6 separate regions of the Homo sapiens genome follow, and regions 2, 3, 4, 5 and 6 are each linked to region 1. The links are chromatin contacts, found by Hi-C or POLR2A ChIA-PET in ENCODE. All regions are on one chromosome and are shown on one strand. The core of a region is the stretch at or near the end of the contact, and the rest is flanking DNA. Distances in the headings are between cores, read along the strand shown.

Region 1 (3,237 bases), core at 552-3,051:
GCACTCCAGCCTGGGGAACAGAGCGAGACTCTGTCACACACACACACACACACACACACACACACACACAAAATAGCGGGGCGCGGTGGCTCACGCCTGTAATCCTAGCACTTTGGGAAGCCGAGGTGGGCGGATCATGAGGTCAAGAGATCAAGACCATCCTGGCCAACATGGTGAAACCCGGTCTATACTAAAAATACAGAAAATTAGCTGGGCGTGGTGGCGCGTGTCTGTAGTCCCAGCTATTTGGGAGGCTGAGGCAGGAGAATGGCGTGAACCTGGGCGACAGAACTTGCAGTGAGCTGAGATCGCGACACTGCACTCCAGCCTGGGCGAACCGAGCAAGACTCCGTCAAAAAAAAAAAAAAAAAAAAAAAAAAAAAAGGACAGAGCTGGCGCTCGTGGAAATACAATTTTCCCAAAGTTAAAAACATGATTCTCAACAGCATGAACTGCCCTTCAAAGATGATGGAGCTGCTTCAAAAGGCGTTAGAGGAGCTGGGTACGAAGAAGCACTTAAAGTGTCAGATAAGAAAGCGGTTAGTGGCTGCGCGTGGACACCTGTGGTCCCAGGTGCTCTGGAGGCTGAGGCGGGAGGATCGCCTGTGCTCGGGAGGTGGAGGCTGCAGTGAACCGAGATCGCGCCATGGCACTCCAGCCTGGGCGACAGGGCCAGACTGTCTCAAAACAAACAAACGAACAAACAAAAAGCAGGTTAAGATGCACAACTGGTTAAAGTTCTGCTGGGCAATTAAAAAATGATCCCGTCTGGGTTATCTTTGCTGCAGGACACGCATTAGCAGCACCGTCTACTGACAAGTGGCCTTCATTAAGAGCAAATTGCAGGCTCAGCATGTATTTTATTTATAACAGCTGCTTGCCGGGCACAGTGGCTCATGCCTGTAATCCCAGCACTTTGGGAGGCCAAGGCAGGCGGATCACCTGAGGCCCCGCAGTTCAAGACCAGCCAGGACAACCCTAACCCCCGCCTCCCCCAACCCCGTCTCTACAAAAAAATTTAAAAAATTAGCCGGGCGTGGTGGCGCGCGCCTGAGGTCCCAGCTACTCCAGAGGCTGAGGCGGAGGCTACAATGAACCCTGATCCTACCACTGCACTCCAGCCTGGGCGACGGAGCGAGACCCTGTCTCCAACTCACCAGGCAAACGGTGAAGACACACCCAGGCGCGTCCCCTAAGAGGGACGCCGGCTTCAGGGGCCCTGGCCCTCCCCAGCGCAGACCCGCCGGAGCCCAGCGCCGCGCCGGGGCCCACCACCGGCGGCCGTGAGGGTTTCCACTCGAATCTCCCCGGCGAGCTGGGCGCCTCCACTACGGGTCTGCGACGCAGTCCACCCACTGCGGGCCCGAGAGAGGACCCGTGCTCGTCATTTTTATTCGAGGCGGGGCTATCTGGGGACCCCGCCCGGAGCGGAGGCCCCTCGCGGCCCCAGCCTGTTTCCAGGGAATTCAGGTCCACACGCCGCTCAAAGAACCTCAGCGCCCCAGTCCGCGAAATCCCGCGGCCGGTACGAAACACCGCCAACTTTAGAAGTACCACCCCCTCCATCCCTTTCGTAAGGAACTGGGTGCCCCGCCCTCAACGAGATCCCGCGGGAACTGCATATGGCGCGAGAGCAGAAACACCTTACTTTTCCCTGCGGCAAACGCCCAGTTCCCTTTCACGTGACGAAGAGTGCCCCGTCCCCCAGAGGCGTGGCCGCGTCGCGCGTACGCACGTACGCACGTACGCACGCACGTCTCTCGCTTTCGCATACTTAAGGCGTCTGTTCTCGGCAGCGGCACAGCGAGGTCGGCAGCGGCACAGCGAGGTCGGCAGCGGCACAGCGAGGTCGGCAGCGGCACAGCGAGGTCGGCAGCGGCAGCGAGGTCGGCAGCGGCACAGCGAGGTCGGCAGCGGCAGCGAGGTCGGCAGCGGCGCGCGCTGTGCTCTTCCGCGGACTCTGAATCATGGCGACCACGGCCACGATGGCGACCTCGGGCTCGGCGCGAAAGCGGCTGCTCAAAGAGGAAGACATGACTAAAGTGGAATTCGAGACCAGCGAGGAGGTGGATGTGACCCCCACGTTCGACACCATGGGCCTGCGGGAGGACCTGCTGCGGGGCATCTACGCTTACGGTGAGCGGGCGCGGGCCGCGGGGGCCAGCCGGGGGCGAGTCGGGGGCGAGCCGGGGGCTGAGGGCCAGACTGGTGACTCCCGGGCCGGCCCTGCGCTCCGGAGGTCGTGGTCAGGGTCGAGGCTCGGGGGCCAGTGACGTCCGACCCCCACCCCCACCCCCGTCCTCGCCCTCACGCCTGGCTGTGTCGGCGCTTTCGGTGTGTGTCCCCCGTGCAGAGCTCGGCGCTGGGTCTGTCGGGGGCTGCAGCCGCTTCGAGGCACCTCAGCGTCCTTCATTCAGCAGATAACTGATTTCTACCTATTAGCTTTTCTAGGTACTGGGGTTTTGGCGGTAAACCGGAAGGGTTTGCGCCTTTACGGGTTTTGAATTTCGTTTGGGGGGAAAGCATACTGTCAGGTTGCCCAGGCAACCTGAAGAACCTGAAGCGGGGTAATTGAATAGAGTGGGACTGGGAAGGAGGAGAGAATTAGTAAAGCAGAGAGGTAAGGGGGTTCGCAGGAGGGGGTGCCATTTGAGCAGAGTTCTGGATGAAGGAGACTGTTATGAGAAGAGGGAAGAGCAGTTGGGGCAGAAGGAACAGCTGGTGCCAGGGCCTTGCAGCCCTTAGCCAGCTGCATTCCAGGAACTGAAAGAAGTCCCCTGTGGTGGGATTTTGGAGAGCTAGTCGGGGCAGATCTAGCAAAGACGTGTAGGGTGACGAATAATTTGAATTTCATTTAGAAATCTAGTGGGAAGCCAGTGGAAGGTTTTAAGTAGCTATGTGACACGATCACATTTACAGTTTTAAAGATTCTTCTGGGTGTCTGTAGATTTGAGGTGAGGCGAGGCAAGGCAGGAGAGGAAACAAGAGAGTTGGGAGCTTTTGCTGCAGTTCAGGGAAGAGAGGATTGTGCTGCCTTGGAGATGGAGTACCAGGGAGCTGACAGCATTGGCTGATGGATTGAACGTGAGTGACAGAAGGAGGAGAGTTGGAGTGTTTTGAGTAACCGGTGGTTGATGCTGCAAACATTTGGCTAGGTAGGCAGCACTCCAGAGAGTCAGAATCAGGAGCTGTCTCTTGGTATGTTTGAAAGATGTGAGGAAGTTGAGGGAGAGCCTG
Region 2 (3,237 bases), core at 383-2,882, 1.8 Mb after region 1:
GGAGTACACGTACAGATAGAAAATCTAACACAATGCAACCTCAACTAAAGGAAGCAGTTCTAAGATTTTTTTTTTTAAAGATCAAGTGTAAGACTCAATTAAGAAACCTATTTGCAGCCGGGCACGGTGGCTCACGCCTGTAATCCCAGCACTTTGGGAGGCCGAGGCAGGTGGATCAACTGAGGCTGGGAGTTAGAGACCAGCCTGACCAACATGGAAAAACCCTGTCTCTACTAAAAATACAAAATTAGCCGGGTGTGGTGGCTTATGTCTGTAATCCCAGCTACTCGGGAGGCTGAGGCAGGAGAATCGCTTGAACCTGGAAGGTGGAGATTGAGGTGAGCCAAGATTGCGCCATTGCACTCCAGTCTGGGCAACGAGTGAAACTCCGTCTCAAAAAAAAAAGAAAAGAAAAGAAAACTATTTGCACACAAGAGAATTTTTTTTTTTTGAAACAGAGTTTTGCTCTTGTTGCCTAGGCTGGAGTGCAATGAGGCAATCTTGGCTCACTGCAAACTCCACCTCCTGGGTTCAAGCGATTCTCCTGCCTCAGGGTCAGCCTCCCAAGTAGCTGGGATTACAGCCATGCACCACCATGCCCAGCTAATTTTGTATTTTTAGTAGAGACGGTTTCACCATGTTGGTCAGGCTGGTCTTAAACTCCTGACCTCAGGTGATCCACCTGCCTCGGCCTCCCAAAGTGCTGGAATTACAGGCGTGAGCCACCACACCCGGCCAAGAATTATTTATCCCCTTTTTTTTAATATTAGCAAGCCTCAGGTCAGCATGTTCTTGGCAAATGTTTATTTTAAAAGACCACTGCCTGAACAAATTGCTCCAAAGCCTACTTCATCATTTACATAACTTCAGTACTTTTCCAGAACACAGGCCCTTTGAAATGTGTAAAAAGTGTTTCGAGTGGCTCCTCTTCCCATGCCTGAGTGTTACTAAGGATTGCTTCACAGCTTTTTCTGGCAGGATGTGAGAAACGCTCTATACACAAAATCCCAGCAACGGTGATTCACTCACAGCCAGGCTTACCTAAGGAAAAGACCCCTCTGAACTCTCCGACACTCACATCCTGGGGCCGAAACCATGATATAAACAGCCTCTGGAGCTTGACCGAAGCTCCCTGAACGCACACACAGTCCCTCTTTTAACGTGTAAGTGCACGGTGGCCGGGGCTCGCCAACAAGCACGGTGTAGACGGGGAGCAAGGACTGGCCGGGCTGCGCAGGAGGCCCGCCGGCTGGACCCGGCCGATAATGGAGCACGAGCCGCCCACCCTCCCTCAAGAAGGCCAGTGAAGAAGCACATAGGTCAGGCGCCGAGCCCCGGGAGGCAGAAATGGGCCCGGAAACCGGGGAGGGACTCGCTGCGGATGCCCAGGACGCTGGGGCCGGGAGTTTGAGCGCCGGGGGGCCGGGCTGCAGCCGCGAGGGCTGCACTCTCATCCCGGCCGCCCCTCTCACCTCCTGCGCTGGCGGTCCCGGTTCCTGCCGAGGCGGTCGGACAGGCGTCCCAGGAGCGCGGCCAGCCCTGGGCGGCCAGGCAGGAGGCCCAGCAGTCGCCTCCAGAACACGGGTCCCGCCGCAGCTGCCGCCGCCACCGCCATGGAGACTCGCCGCTTCCGCTTCCGCTCCCGGCGGGCGCGAACTTTATTGACAAAGGCGAGCGCGGACACGGCTCAGGCGCGCAGGCGCGGAACCCCTGGCTCGGGGAGGGCGGCGCTGCACCGCCCCCAAGCCTCAGTTTCCCCTCTGGGGGACACAGGCGAGGAACAGTGGTCGCGCCGCAGGAGGGGGTCGGAAGCCGGCCCGTTAAATCCGTAAGGGCGCCAGGTGGCCTGCATTCCTGCAGTCACTCGTCACAGGTCGCGGAGGAAAGGATGCGGCGCAGGGGCTCTAGCACCGTCACGCTTGGCTCCAACTCACCAGCTGTCAAAAAAGCTTTTGTTTGTTTGTTTTGAGACAGAGTCTCGGTCTGTGTCCCAGGCTGGAGTGCAGTGGCGCGATCTTGGCGCATTGCAGCCTCGACCTCCCGGCCTCAGGGGATCCTCTCAAAGTGCTGGGACCACTCCCAAAGTGCTGGGACCACCAAAGTGCGTGTGCCACCATGCCCGGCTAATTCTTTACTTTTTTGTCGAGATGGGGGTCTCACTACGTTGCCCAGGCCGGTCTCGAGCTCCTGGGCTCAAGAGATCATCCAGCCTCAGCCTCCCAAAGTGTTGCCATTACAGACATGAGCCACCGAGCCTGACCACTGGCTGTCAAGATTGACTCCTCGGCCGGCGCAGTGGCTCACGCCTGTAATCCCTGCACTCTGGGAGGCAGAGGCGGGTGGATCACCTGAAGTCAGGAGTTCGAGACCAGCCTGGCCAACCTGATGAAACCCCGTCTCTACTAAAAATGCAAAAAATTAGCTGGGCGCAGTGGCCCATGCCTGTAATCCCAAACTACTCAGGAGGCTGAGGCAGGATAATCGCTTGAACCCAGGAGGTGGAGGTTGCAGTGAGCCAAGATCGAACCACTGTACTCCAGCCTGGGCAACAAGAGCAAAACTCCGTCAAAAAAAAAAAAAAAAAAAAAAAAAAAGGACTTCTCACTGATAAGTGAGGGAATTACTGTTTGAGGCTCTAATTGATAGGGTGTTCTTTAGACTTGTACAACACCCCTAAGGTGTTAAACTTGAACAAAGTCTGTTCTTGTACAAAGTCTTGTAACCTGGTTAACGCTGACTCACTAAGGTGCACAGAACCACGGAAAATCCCCACCAGACTGAGAGAGGAATCATTTTTCACCCTGTTAGCCCCAGAGGCTGCAGCTCCATGGCACAGAACAGCCTAAGCAAATCTGTGTGAGATGAACAGTCTTCCACCCTCCTGATATGCCCAAGTACACAGATATCACTGGCCCCTGGCAACACACAGTTCTATGCCCAAAAAGCTGACGGAGCACATCCTCATACACCAAGAACACTTTTTTTTTTTTTTTTTTTTTGAGGCAGGGTTTCACTCTTGTCACCCAGGCTGGAGTGCAATGGCGCAATCTTGGCTCACTGCAACCTCTGCCTCCTGGGATCAAGAGATTTTCCTGTCTCAGCCTCCGGAATAGCTGGGATTACAGGCGTGCGCCACCACGCCTGGCTAATTTTTGTATTTTTAGTAGAGACAGGGTTTCACCGTGTTGGCCAGGCTGGTCTCAAACTCCTGACCTCAAGTGATCCACCCAACTCGGC
Region 3 (2,723 bases), core at 1-2,500, 1.6 Mb before region 1:
CAGTGTCCACAGCTGGCCCTCACACCAGCCGGAACCTACTGAGGAGGGGCAACTAGCCTGGCATGGACCTTGCACCTGGACAAACACACTTTTGACAATTTACCAAACTCCCAAAATACACCAGGAACAAAACACAGGGGCCCTGAAACTTCCAGCCCCTGGGTCTGTGCCACCCTCTCACGATACCTTCAGGAGCTCGTTGAGGTCTGAGATTTCCAAGAGAGTGAGGCTGGCGATGTCCTGGACCAGCTGCTGTATCTTGGGGGGGTACTCCTTGGGGGCGTTATCCAGGGGTGCACCAGCGAGGGCCTCACACCTCTGATGGCCGCTGCTCCTCATATGTCGCACGGCACAGACACATGGCACCTGTCGCCTAGCCCCCACCCCCAATTAAAACAGACTTGTCAGTCCTGGAATGGAAGGGGCTGCAGAAACCAGAGGGGCAGGACAACTGGGGGACTGGTGGGTGCCATAAGCTCAGGCTGGTAATCACTAGGGCCGGAAATTACCTAGCTCCTTGGTCCCAGTCCAGGGTTCTCAGACCTCAAGGGGTCCGTATTGATAAGATTTGCAAGTTACTTTAAATTCTTCAAAGAGCCTTAGAAAGCCACGTGTTTATTTGCAGCCATACCACTCAAACCTCAAGTTTCTGGTTTGAATGAACTACATCAACCCAGCGGTGGCGAAACTATTACTTAGGTGCATCTTCCTGCGCAAAGCCTCCCAAAACATGGGGGCCCCTGGCCGCAAAACGCCGCACCCACGGATGGGCCTTTGCTGCGGAAAAGGCTGAGGCCAAGGGAGGAGCAGGGAATCGTCCAAGGTCATCTGGGGCCGACCCCGGCGCTTTCCACGGCCCAGGAGGGAAGGGGCGTGCGCACCGGGAGGCCTCCTCCCCGCGCCCCCGATGGGACCCCCAAGCCCGGCCTGGCCGCTGCAGGGAGGCCGGCCCCGCCGCCCTCCTCGCCCGGATCGACCCCTCAGTGCCCGGCTGCCCCCTAACCCGCCTGCCGGCCCGGACCGCCCCAGGATCCCGCGTACCTGGCAAGGCGGAACGCAGCGGCCCGAAGCCCAAGGCAAGGCCCCCACAGGGGGCGAGCGGCCGCCGGCAGCATCGGTCCGCGGGCTGGAAGGTCACACGCGGTTCCCCGGGAGGAGGCGACGCTCTAGCCGCCTCGGCCGCCGGGCATTCGAGCTGGGGAGGAACGCTCTAGCCGCCACGGCTGCCGGGCATTCGAGCCGGAAATGACGCTCTAGCCGTACCTCGCGCTAGCCTCGTCTCACCCTGAGATTACCCACAAGGCGGCGCGCTGCGCAGACGCAAAAGCGTCGTCTGTGGCGGCAGCTAGACATCGGGCGACCCTCGTCCCGCCAGGTTTTGGGGTCGCGCAAACGAGCGACGGGGGCTGGGGCTCCGGATTCAGGTGTTCTTTCTTCAGCGCTCACGGGTTTCTGTCCGTACGCGATGCGAGCGAACGTCGCGGTCGAGGCTAGGGCCCCGAAGCCCGCAGTAATCCACGTCTCCCGCCCGCTCCGGGCCCCCAGTGCCGCCGTCGCGGGCGGAGGCGCGAGGTCTGGGCTTTGGCGCCTTCGCAGCCGCAGGCGACATCCTCTTTCCTAGCTAAAGCCCCAAACGCCCAGGTGGCTTCCTGGGAGAGCACGGCTGAGCCTCCGCCTTCAGATCAGAACAGGCAGAGCCTCCAAGGGCGGCTTGGGCCCAGTGCCTGCTTATCCTGCCCGTCTCTCCACACTTCTTCTTTCCCTGTCCGTTGGAGTCCATTCCTTCCTGGAAAAGCCAAAGCCGCGCTCCCCTAAGAGGCCTGGATGTGAAGGTGAGTGAGACGCCCTGGCCTCTGGGTGCAAAGGCCGGCGCCTGCCGCTTTCAACACTCAGGAGGCGCGTTTCAGCCCCGCTGGCCCCCGGCCGCAGACTCGGAGCGCTGAGCTCCCACCGTTCCCATCACCCGACTCCCTTCCCAGGAATGAGGAGCACCCGGGAAGCTTCAGCCACTACACGAAGGAGGCGCCAAGCCCAAACTCCTCCCCAGCTACCGGCGGGGTCAGTGCAGAGCCGCGGAGGGCACACATGAACCCTGGCACGCAGCCTCAGGGAGGGGCAGGCTGGAAATGACCCTGCCTGCAGCTGGGCCATCAGCCTGACCACCTGCCCCCTGAGCAAACGTTGATGCAGGTCGGGCGCGGTGGCTCATGCCTGTAATCCCAGCACTTTAGGAGCCCGAGGCAGGTGGATCACCTGAGGTTAGGCGTTCACGACCAGCCTGGCCAACATGGTGAAACACCGTCGCTACTAAAAATACAAAAACTAGCCAGGCATGGTAATGGGGTGCACCTGTAGTCCAGCTACTCGGGAGGCTGAGGCCCGAGAATCGCTTGAACCCAGGAGGCGGAGCTTGCAGTGAGCGGAGATCACCACTCCAGCCTGGGTGACAGAGTGAGACTCCATCTCAAAAAAATTAATTAAAGAAAAAACGCTGATGCTTTCTGAAATACATTTTATTATCGCTGTACCATTCTGGGGCACTGGAGATGGCAGCTGAGAAGCAGAGAAGCTGGAGACCTGAAGCCTCCACCCTTGGCTGTGGCTGCCGAGAGAGGCCCCTGCAGAGGGAGCCCCAGGCCACACCCAGACACCACAGCCAGCTCACAGTGCGGCCAGAGGGCACAGGCTGCTTGGGGGGTGAGGGTCCCCATTCCTGCCACCTC
Region 4 (3,237 bases), core at 434-2,933, 1.4 Mb after region 1:
GGGGTCAATTCTAAAAGTGTCCTAAGTCTAGGCCAAGAGGAACAAAATGCAGCTGGGTCTCTGACCTCACACGCCGAAGCCCAAGGACACGTTAGGGCCAAAATGTGACTCTCTAAGGTCACCTGTAAAACTGGACAATCTGGTAAAGTCAGTGAAGGTTAAGATCATGAATCCAGCCAGGCGTGGTGGCTCACGCCTGTAATTCCAGTACTTTGGGAGGCCAAGGAAGGAGACCAAAGAGAAAGGATCACTTGAGCCTAGGAGTTCGAGACCAGCCTGGGCAACCTAGCAACCTCCGTCTCTACAAAAAATACAAAAATTAACCAGGTATGGTGGCCGGTGCCTGCAGTCTCAGCTACTCAGGAGGCTGAGGTGGGAGAACTGCTTGAGCCTGGGAAGCAGAGGTTGCAGGGAGTCATGATGGTGCCACCGTACTCTAGCCTGAGCAACACAGCGAGTGAGACTCTGTCTCAAAATGAATAAATAAATAAAAGAAAAAGAAAAATAGTAAAACTCAGGACAGGTGGGCCCACAAGGAAAGAGTTCTGTGGCTTTTACTCCCGTTTTTTGGTTGGTCCAAAAAATTCCCAGCAGTCCAGGGATCTCTGTGGAGTTCTCAGTGAGTGTTCTGTGTAGGGTGCAGGAGCCACAAGTGACTGCAGGGGGAAAGGGGGGTTCTGGTGCTGGCATTCTGCAGCAGTGGGATTGTCCTCTGTCATAAAGAAAGAGAAGGCCGAGCGCGGTGGCTCATACCTGTAATCCCAGCACTTTGGGAGGCCGAGGCAGGCGGATTATTTGAGGTCAGGAGTTCGAGACCAGCCTGGCCAACATGGCGAAACCCCGTCTCTACTAAAAATACAATTAGTCGGGCCTGGTGGCACATGCCTGTAATCACAGCTACTCAGGAGGCTGAGGCAGGACAATCGCTTGAACCCGGGAGGCGGAGGTTTCAGTGAGCCGAGATCGGGCCACTGCACTCCAGCCTGGGCAACAAGAGCGAAACTCGTCTCCAATAAATAAATAAAATCCAAAACGCTGGGACTTGAAGTGCCCTCCTTTCAATCTTGACCCAGGTAAAACTCAGGACAAATAAAAAGAAGTAGAAGCAGTAAACTTAGGACATACAGCATGTAAAGGTTCTGAACGCAGGAGTAAATGACTTCAAATAGCTTTTGTGGCCTTTCGCCAAGGACCGGGCCCTCCCTGGCAAGCTGGGGCCGGGTCTGACCTTCCAGGTTGGCGTCAGCAAGGACCACCCTGCCCTTCAGTGGCCGGACACGACCTTGGGCTTTCGTGCAGTAGCCTGGCTGCAGGCCAGGTCGAGTCCGCCACCCCGGGGACTTGCACCGCCCTTCAGAAACCGAAACCTGCTCGGCCCCAGGAGGCGGACCGGGAGAAGGGGGGGGGGTGTGTGTGTCTCGGGACGGGGGCGTGGTCTAGAGGCGGGGGCAGGGGAGGAGCCTCGGGTGGACGCGCGTGCGCAGGCCGGAGCCTCGGGAGGAGGCCGGGTACCCGGGGTGCGGCGCGCGCGGGAGGAAGGCGGGGCCTCGGGCGAGGGGCGGGGCCTCGGGCCGGGGGCAGGGGGCGGGCGCAGGCGCAGGCGCGGGCGGGCGGGGCGCGGGGCGCGGGGCGCCGGGGGCGGGGCTCCGAGCCGGGCTGAGGCGAGCGGGGGCGCGGGTGGCGCGGCGGGACGCGAGCGGCGAGCCGGAGCGCGGAGCCCGGCTCCCGCACCATGGAGGAGGACGACAGCTACGGTCAGTGCGCCCCGGCGGCGGACGCTTCCCCCTCGCTGTCCCCCAGTCCCCTCCGGGCCCGGCCGTCCGGCAGCGCTTGCGGCGGCTGGCGTTTCCCGGGGACACTGGTGCGGGACGCGGAGCCCGGGGCGACCGGCGGGCGAGCGGTGCGCGGGGCCCTCGCGGGGCGGGGGTCGCAGGGGGTTTTGAGGGATGAGGGTCGCCGGGGCCGGGGTCGCTGGCGGCGCTGAGGGATGTGGGTGGCTGGGGCGGGGGTCACAGGCCGGGCTCGCGGTCTCGCGGGGCCAGGGGTCGCCGCGAGCTCTGAGGAATGAGGGTCGTTGGGGTCGCGGGGCAGGATCTCAGGGGCTCTGAGGGATGAGAGTCGTTGGGGTCGCTGGGGTCCCCGGGGCAGGGGTCGCAGTCCGGGTCCCGGGGGGCCGAGGGGTGGAGGTCGCTGGCCCTGCCGCCCCTCTGCGGGGCTCGGGGCGGACGCGCGGATGGCCGGGCCCGCGTTCCCCGCAGTTTCCGGCCGCTCTCGGCGTCAGCGAGTTGTGCCCGGTCCACGTCTTTGTTCAGAAATGAGAACGGGGAGCGGCGCCGCCGGCGAGGCGCGGGCTCCGGGACGGCCCTGCCCGCGGGAGTCTGGGCCCGGTAGCCGCCGGTCCGGTGCGTCGCCGCCTGCCGAGACGCGGGTGTGGAGCCCGAGGGGCACCGCGGTGGGGACGCCGCTCCTCCCCTGACTGGGGACTTGGCAAGCGGAGCCGCTGTCCCGCTCCCTTCGCTCCCGCGCGTTGAGGCTGCTGGCCCAGGCCAGGGGTGCCTCCCTCCAAGAGTTTGAAATTGCAAGGGTTGCAAAAGGTTGTTTGACATGCTGTAGTTAATTTATTAAGTTTGTTCATGAGGAATTAAAAGGAAGAATGGCAAATAGAACAAGTGGTGAACTTTTGTGGTTTGGTAGCAAAGTACAAATAAAGCAGAACTCTGTGGCCAAATGGAACCCAATTCTAGTTTAATAACTAATGGGACATTTTTCTTTTTTTTTTTTTTTTAAGAGACGAGATCTCGCTCTGTCACCCAGGCTGGAGCACAGTGGCGTGATCGTAGCTCACGTCAGCCTCTTGAGTGGCTGGAACCATACGCACGCCACCATGCCCGGCTAATTTTTTATTTTATTTTATTTTATTATTTTATTTTATTTTATTTTATTTTTGAAACGGAGTCTCACTCTGTCGCCCAGGCTGTAGTGCAGTGGCGCCATCTCGGCTCACTGCAACCTCGGCCTCCTGGGTGAGCTGAGCGATTCTCCTGCCTCAGGCTCCTGAGTAGCTGGGACTACAGGCGCGTGCCACCACGCCTGTCTAATTGTTGTATTTTTAGTAGAGACAGGGTTTTGCCATGTTGGCCAGGCTGGTCTTGAACTTCTGACCTCAGGTGATCCACCCGCCTCGGCCTCCCAAAGTGCTGGGATTACAGGCATGAGCCACCGCGCCCAGCCCTAATT
Region 5 (3,237 bases), core at 738-3,237, 1.4 Mb before region 1:
ATATGGCCGCGCCACCGCCCCCCGCCGCGTACCTGGGCCACACCTTGACCCCTGCCGCGTGACGCGGCCGCGGAGGAGGAAGTCGCTCTCCACCCCCGGCCCGCGGCGGCGTCCCCTCCCCGCCCCTCCCCGCGGCTCAGGCCCTGCGGGTGGCGGGGAACCCGGGGGTCTCGAGGCGCCAGCCTCGCCCCCGCCCCCACGACCCTGGCGGCCTCGGGTCCGCAACGTGGGGAAGAAAGGTGGGGGACGGGGACGCGCGCCCGGGGCCGGCACCTCCCCGCACTTCCTAGACAAAGAAGCTTCGGAGGAGACCAGAGACCCGGAGGGGCAGGGTCCCCGGCCGGCCCGGAGCAGAACGTAGTGTGGGGTGAACGCAGGATGGAGGGGCTTGTGGCTATTCCCCACCCGCCTCGTGTCCCTCGGTGTGTGACGTCGCATCTTGGGACCCCCCAAGTGGAAGTCCTCACCCGGGGGTCGAGCAGGCTGTGTGGTTCTGCCCAGGGACGCGAGTCCGGGTGGGTCTGTTGGAGGCCCAGCCCCGGCTTCGCCACGGGAGGGAACATACCTGACAGCCTTGCCCGGGCCCCCGGAGATTCTGGGCCTGGGGGCGCTCAGCACCCCTGGGAGGCCTGGGGCACGGGGGCCTTAGGCACGGGTCTCGGCGTCCGGGCTGACTGCAGCCCGCAGGTGAGCTGGGCCGGCCGCCTTGCCCTGACTCGCTGTTGTCACTCCCAAACACGGGGTCGCGAGCTAACGTTGCAGGGCCCCGGACTCCGCGTGGGGACCCCGGCCCCGCCCCCCAGCCTGTCGAGTCAATCTGAACGCTCTGCGACCTCGGGCGAGTCCGTCCCCTCACTGCGCGGCCTCACTGCCACCCCTACGCGGCCGGCGCTCCAACCCTGAAAATTCCAGCAGCGCACAAGGAAACCGTAGTGCCGGGCGCCTCTCGGGGTGTAACCAAAGCACCGGCGCCGCTCCTGGCGAGGAGTGAGCGCCCTGGACAAGCCTGTGGCTAAACCCACGCCAGCCCTGATCGCTGCTCTTAACTAGCATCGTAAACAGAAGAGGGTATCCCCCCGACCGCCCGAAGCTGGGGAGCCGACCTTCAAAAAAGTCAGGGCTCCCATTGTCTACCTCAGTTTCCCTATAATGTCTACAGGTGACCAGAATGAAACAAAGGCCTCACTCCACACCACCTTCTCAGCACATAAGGGGGCGGGGTAGCCCCAACCCGGAGCGCGCGCCTGGGGACAATCAGGCCTGTGATTTGAGGGGCAGGGATGTGTCGGGTCGGGTAGAAAGGGGCCTCGGTCTTCAAACGAACGGAGATCCGGGGCAGGGCGCCCCGTGGAGGGACCTGCATGGTGGTGGCTGCGCTTGGGGACGGGCGGGCTGTTTCCTATGGTGACCGGGGCGAGGTGAGGGCTCCTGAGAGCTCCCCCGCGCCCAGGGACGCAGAGCGTCGCGGACCCCCGCCGCGCCCCTTCCTCAGCCCGGCACTGGCGCCCGAGATCCTCGTGGAGCCCGAGGGGAAAGATTGCAAGGGACGTCCCAGGGAGCAAAGCCCCGCAGCGTGGCCGGGGACTCGGGGACCCACCCCAGCTCCGGCGCGGCCCCGCCCCGGGTCAGGCAGTTTCGGGGCGCAGCAGGGCCCTCCCCACGGCGCGGCAGTCCCGGGGAGGGGCCAGGCCCGTCAGCCCTTCGGCCCTCCCGGCGACCCTCGGAGGGCGCCCCAACTCAGACCCGCCCGCCGGCCCGCGCAGGGTCGCGAGCGCGCGGGGGTGGCGCGGGCGGGGCCGTTGGGAGGCGGTGCGGGCTGGGGGCGGGGCGGGCCGGGGCCCCACGTGTCCCTGCCCGGCGGGCCAATGGGTGCCCGGCTTTCGGAAAGATCGCCATATATGGACATGTTCTGGGGCCGCGCGCGCCGCCGGGCCGCGCGGGCGCGCCGCTTCCGCTTAAATAACGGCGGGGGAGGCCGCGGTCGGTCTCAGTCGCCGCTGCCAGCTCTCGCACTCTGTTCTTCCGCCGCTCCGCCGTCGCGTTTCTCTGCCGGTGAGCGCCCCGCCCCGGGGCCTGAGCTGGACGTCGCAGGCCTGCGCCCCCCGACCCCGGCTGGCCCCGCTTCCAGCTGCCGAGGCCTCGTCGCGCCTTCCCCGGGAACAAAAGGCGGGGTGGGCCGGGTCAGGCGGACGGGGCTGGGGGGGCGCCGGGGGTCCAGGGCGGGGCCCGGCCGCAGTGCAGACTTCCGAGCCGTGGACGTTACGTAAAAGGCCCGGCCTTCGGTTCCAGGCGGTTGCGATCTTGGAGGCCACGGCCGCTGGGGTTGGGGCAGGGCCGAGGCTTCCCCGCGGGAGGGCATTAGGTGGCTGTGGGGAGGGGACCGTGTTACAGACGCGCCCGCCTGAGTCCATCCTTTTCCGGGCAGGTCGCAATGGAAGAAGAGATCGCCGCGCTGGTCATTGACAATGGCTCCGGCATGTGCAAAGCTGGTTTTGCTGGGGACGACGCTCCCCGAGCCGTGTTTCCTTCCATCGTCGGGCGCCCCAGACACCAGGTGAGTGGATGGCGCCGCGGGGCTCCTGGGTTCTGCGTTGCGGGGTGGGTTCGGTGTCGCCGGCGAGGCTGACGGGTCGTCCCCTGCAGGGCGTCATGGTGGGCATGGGCCAGAAGGACTCCTACGTGGGCGACGAGGCCCAGAGCAAGCGTGGCATCCTGACCCTGAAGTACCCCATTGAGCATGGCATCGTCACCAACTGGGACGACATGGAGAAGATCTGGCACCACACCTTCTACAACGAGCTGCGCGTGGCCCCGGAGGAGCACCCAGTGCTGCTGACCGAGGCCCCCCTGAACCCCAAGGCCAACAGAGAGAAGATGACTCAGGTGAGGCTCGGCCGACGCCCGTGCTCCTCCCGTCCTTTCCCCAGTCATTTTCTGCCCGGCTTGATTTCTGACATTTAAGTGTTTCTTTCGCTGTTCCAGGCTCTGTTCCTCTCCCGGCATTTCCTCCCTGAAGCCTCCAGGTTTCTCATTTGGTTTCTGCCTGCGTTCTTTTCTTTTCTCCACACATCACACTGGCATGCAGCATGTTGTGGCGTGTGAGCATGGGGTGGCCGTGGGTCTCTGTCCCTGACTAAGCCGCCCCTTGTCCCTTCTCAGATTATGTTTGAGACCTTCAACACCCCGGCCATGTACGTGGCCATCCAGGCCGTGCTGTCCCTCTACGCCTCTGGGCGC
Region 6 (3,237 bases), core at 201-2,700, 1.1 Mb before region 1:
TATTTGCTATTTGTGAAAACATACATGTAAATTGCCCAGCCTACCTCGCATGCATAACATTTGATGAAAATTACATAATAAAAAGGAGGTTATGGAATGTGTATGCCATTTCATTTATATAAAAGTAAATGGGCTGGGTGCGGTGGCTCATGCCTGTAATACCAGCACTTTGGGAGGCCGAGGTGGGCGGATCACCTGAGGTCGGGAGTTTGAGGCAAGCCTGGCCACCATGGTGAAACCTGGTCTCTACTAAAAATACAAAAATTAGCCGGGTGTGGTGGCGGGAGCCTGTAATTCCAGCTACTTGGGAGGCTGAGGCATGAGAATAGCTTGAACCTGGGAGGTGGAGGTTGCAGTGAGCCAAGATCACACCACTGCATATACAGCCTGGGCGACAGAGCAAGACTCTGACTGAAGAAAAAAAAAAAAAAGAACGCAGGCATTTGTTATTTTGCCTGCGTATTTAATTAGTCTTTACCCAGGCATTTCCTCCTGTTCTCCTGAAGGTGGGGCACAGCCTTACTTGGTGGCTGCACTGCCAGTGCCTGAGGAACGGGCCTCTGTTCTAAGACACCTGGTCCTGCAGGTGCTGCAGACACGGCCTCCTTTCCTCCGCCGTCCTCCCCCAGCAGCCTGGAATCACTTGCTGCTTCCCAGCCATTCGGTCTACGCGCTCATTCATTAGACTCAGAGTGAGCAGCTAGGTGCCAGGAATCCACAGATCTATCGGGACCCTTCTCTGTTCTCTCCTCTCCCCGGTCTCCATTTCTACCCGAGGAATTCTCATTTGTCCTTCAAGCTCCAGCCTAGAAGCCACCTCCTTCTGGAAGCCCTCCCGGGTTTCCCTGTTCATGTAAGCCTCCACCTCTCCTGTCCCCTCCAGGAATGTCCCTTGCTCTTTTCGTGTGAAAAGGTGAAGTTCAACATTGCCACTGATCTGGGCGCAGTTCGGCAGGGCACCGCCTCCCCTTGGAGCTGTGTGGCCTTAGCGGAGTGGCCGAGCCTCTCTGTGCCCAGCGTTTCATTCCTACCTCCTAGGTGCTAATTCCTCACAACAGACTATTTTTCGGCTGAGGCAGTCAGGGCCCCCGCCCCCGTGCCCTGGCGCCAAGCACTCGCCCCAGAATCGGTCCTGGGAATAAAGGTCAAAAAGGAACCCTTAAACCCGCTCCTCCCCGGAAGGCACAGCGCCTCCCCTTCTCTCCAGCCCGCGACTGCCCATCCAAACCGAGGCCTCGCGGGGCGAGTCCCTTGTCCTCCAGCTCGTTGAACTGGGGCCCCGGGCACAGGTCGGCTGGACCAGCTTGGCGAACCGGACAGCTGCGAGACCCTCAGGTGCCCACCGGCCCAGTTTCCGCCCGCCCCTCCGGGCCCGCCTCTCATTGGCTCGCGTCCCACCAAACCCTACCCCCTGGCCGTCACTTCCGGGCAACGGAGCCCGTGGAAGGCGGAAGTGTGAGCGCCGCGGCGGCAGCTGAGTTGGGCTGAGGTGTCCCTAGCTGGCTCTGCGGCTCTTCCGGGTCTGGGCTCGGAGATTCACAGGCGGCCCGCGAGGCCGAGCGAGGGACGCATGGCCCTGAGGCGGCCGCAGGGCTTGGCGGGGTCCGGAGGTTGACCTCGCCCCCGCAGCCGGCCTTCGAGGCTGCCTCCTCCAGGCAGCCTCTGGGGCCCGCGCCCGCGCCTGCTCAGGCTCCCGTGTTCAGGCTGCCCATCCCCTCCCCACCGGCGTCCCGGACGTTGGGACCTGTGACCGTGGCCTCGGGCTGGGCTTCCAAAGCCGGCCGCAGCCCGGCGACCCCCGAGGCCTCTCGCCCCGGGCCCCTAGACCTCTCACTATGACCGCGGCCGCCGCCTCCAACTGGGGGCTGATCACGAACATCGTGAACAGCATCGTAGGGGTCAGTGTCCTCACCATGCCCTTCTGCTTCAAACAGGTGAGTCCGGTGGGCCCGGAGATCACCGCCCTCGCCTCCCCCGCAGAGGGGGCGTCTGGCTGGGTCGTCCTGGTTAAAGTTCCCGCCGGGGCAGGGCTTCGCTGGGCGGGTGCAGGCGGCCGCGGGCGGGGCGACCCTCTGGGTCCCGGCGCAGTTCCCGTAGAGAATCCGTGGATGAGAAGCGCACGGCGTTGGCCCTGGCAGCCCTTGTCAGCCCGGGCCGGAAAGTTCCCCACACTCAAAAACTCGATACCGAAGCAAAGTGTAACAAAGCAAAATGATCCTCCAGAATCGGAAGGGAACGGTGGGACTCCGTATTTTTACATTTTATCGTGTTTTTAAAAACTCTGACCCAACTGCACCTGTCTTCAGAAGCACACAACTCACCACTCCCAGGCTTCGACACTAGATAGGGACCTTGGTTGCAAGGTGATTAAAAACATCCACCAGGTTATACACCTAAGATCTGCGTTTCACAAAAACCGCACATTTGGCAGGGGGTGGTGGCTCACACCTGTAATCCCAGCACTTTGGGAGGCCGAGGCGAGTGGATCACCTGAGGTCAGGAGTTCGAGAACTGCCTGACCAACATGCTGAAACCCCATCTCTACTGAAAATACAAAAATTAGCCGGGGGTGGTGGCACATGCCTGTAATCCCAGATACTTGGGAGGCTGAGACAGGAGAATAGCTTGAACCTGGGAGGCGAAGGTTTCAATGAGCCGAAGGTTGCAGTGAGCCGAGATCACGCCATTGCACTCCAGCCTGGGCGACAGAGGGAGACTCCGTCTCAAAAACAAAAACAAAAAACTGCACATTTGATCTAATGTGTGCAGACGTTACCACAGTTGGAAAAAATCTCAAATACAAAAAGTTTAGCGTCATTCCAGCATTGAATAACACATGAAAGAAAATGGCCATTTCTAAGTGTCATCTGTTTAATCTACAATAAACAAGCATTTAGTGCTTTGGAAAAGAAAGGCTGACTGAAACGTTACCAAGTAGGTAGAAAAATGAAAACAACATGTATATTTTGAAACAAAGTGGCACCAGTAGTTTAATTTTAGATTAGCTTAGCAAACACTGTGTTTTTCATATTCATTATCTTTGGAATAAAAATATCCAAAAAATTTTTTCAGCCTGGGCAACATAGTAAGACCCCGTCTCTACAAAAAAAATTAAAAGTTAGCTGGGCATGGTGGTGCATACCTGTAGTCTCAGCTGCTCGGGAGGCTGAGGCAGAAGGATCACTTGAGCCCAGGAGTTTGAGATTACAGTGAGCTATGATTGCACCACTGCACTCC

The links. A loop is a pair of places that touch in the nucleus more often than their neighbours do. ChIA-PET counts read pairs that join two places held with the same protein, here RNA polymerase II (POLR2A). Pooled maps may share reads with other maps.
Region 2: a map with no recorded cell type shows a loop between it and region 1 (7-fold over the local background). The contact joins the promoter of PGS1 here to the promoter of EIF4A3 in region 1. A Hi-C loop is called at or near these places in 1 of 37 single-sample maps with no recorded cell type and 2 of 50 pooled maps. POLR2A ChIA-PET finds 5 or more read pairs at or near these places in 1 of 52 experiments (GM10248).
Region 3: a loop to region 1 is called in a pooled map, with 11 times the contacts of the local background. The contact joins the promoter of MRPL12 here to the promoter of EIF4A3 in region 1. A Hi-C loop is called at or near these places in 5 of 50 pooled maps. POLR2A ChIA-PET finds 5 or more read pairs at or near these places in 2 of 52 experiments (activated CD4-positive, alpha-beta T cell and activated naive CD8-positive, alpha-beta T cell).
Region 4: a pooled map shows a loop between it and region 1 (6-fold over the local background). The contact joins the promoter of CYTH1 here to the promoter of EIF4A3 in region 1. A Hi-C loop is called at or near these places in 1 of 168 maps with a recorded cell type or tissue (ovary) and 4 of 50 pooled maps. POLR2A ChIA-PET finds 5 or more read pairs at or near these places in 1 of 52 experiments (T-cell).
Region 5: a pooled map shows a loop between it and region 1 (18-fold over the local background). The contact joins the promoter of ACTG1 here to the promoter of EIF4A3 in region 1. A Hi-C loop is called at or near these places in 1 of 37 single-sample maps with no recorded cell type and 8 of 50 pooled maps. POLR2A ChIA-PET finds 5 or more read pairs at or near these places in 1 of 52 experiments (activated CD4-positive, alpha-beta T cell).
Region 6: a pooled map shows a loop between it and region 1 (9-fold over the local background). The contact joins the promoter of SLC38A10 here to the promoter of EIF4A3 in region 1. A Hi-C loop is called at or near these places in 1 of 37 single-sample maps with no recorded cell type and 7 of 50 pooled maps. POLR2A ChIA-PET finds 5 or more read pairs at or near these places in 1 of 52 experiments (activated CD4-positive, alpha-beta T cell).

What each region holds. Positions count from the first base shown.
Region 1 is chr17:80,145,692-80,148,928 of GRCh38, reverse strand. EIF4A3 (eukaryotic translation initiation factor 4A3) reads left to right here and starts at 1,801. Exons shown (of 12, transcript NM_014740.4): 1 at 1,801-2,136. The coding sequence starts at 1,968. RefSeq lists enhancers at 1-432, 433-1,146, 1,147-1,859, 1,860-2,574 and silencers at 1,143-1,332, 2,173-2,222.
Region 2 is chr17:78,377,044-78,380,280 of GRCh38, reverse strand. PGS1 (phosphatidylglycerophosphate synthase 1) reads right to left here and starts at 1,632. Exons shown (of 10, transcript NM_024419.5): 1 at 1,473-1,632. The coding sequence starts at 1,615. RefSeq lists a silencer at 1,347-1,586 and an enhancer at 782-1,743.
Region 3 is chr17:81,701,894-81,704,616 of GRCh38, reverse strand. MRPL12 (mitochondrial ribosomal protein L12) reads right to left here and starts at 1,250. Exons shown (of 5, transcript NM_002949.4): 1 at 1,042-1,250; 2 at 187-373. The coding sequence starts at 1,115. It overlaps HGS (hepatocyte growth factor-regulated tyrosine kinase substrate), which reads right to left. Exons shown (of 22, transcript NM_004712.5): 22 at 2,496-2,723. RefSeq lists a silencer at 883-1,262 and enhancers at 1,163-1,766, 1,753-1,822, 1,767-2,370.
Region 4 is chr17:78,780,719-78,783,955 of GRCh38, reverse strand. It overlaps CYTH1 (cytohesin 1), which reads left to right and starts at 1,683. Exons shown (of 14, transcript NM_004762.6): 1 at 1,683-1,754. The coding sequence starts at 1,733. RefSeq lists silencers at 1,424-1,583, 1,624-1,903, 2,164-2,563.
Region 5 is chr17:81,511,549-81,514,785 of GRCh38, reverse strand. It overlaps ACTG1 (actin gamma 1), which reads left to right and starts at 1,987. Exons shown (of 6, transcript NM_001614.5): 1 at 1,987-2,052; 2 at 2,426-2,554; 3 at 2,644-2,883; 4 at 3,160-3,237. The coding sequence starts at 2,432. RefSeq lists silencers at 1-341, 562-751, 1,382-1,861, 2,062-2,231 and enhancers at 882-931, 962-1,241, 2,452-2,541.
Region 6 is chr17:81,293,520-81,296,756 of GRCh38, reverse strand. SLC38A10 (solute carrier family 38 member 10) reads left to right here and starts at 1,450. Exons shown (of 16, transcript NM_001037984.3): 1 at 1,450-1,934. The coding sequence starts at 1,836. RefSeq lists an enhancer at 785-874 and silencers at 1,535-1,804, 1,905-1,974.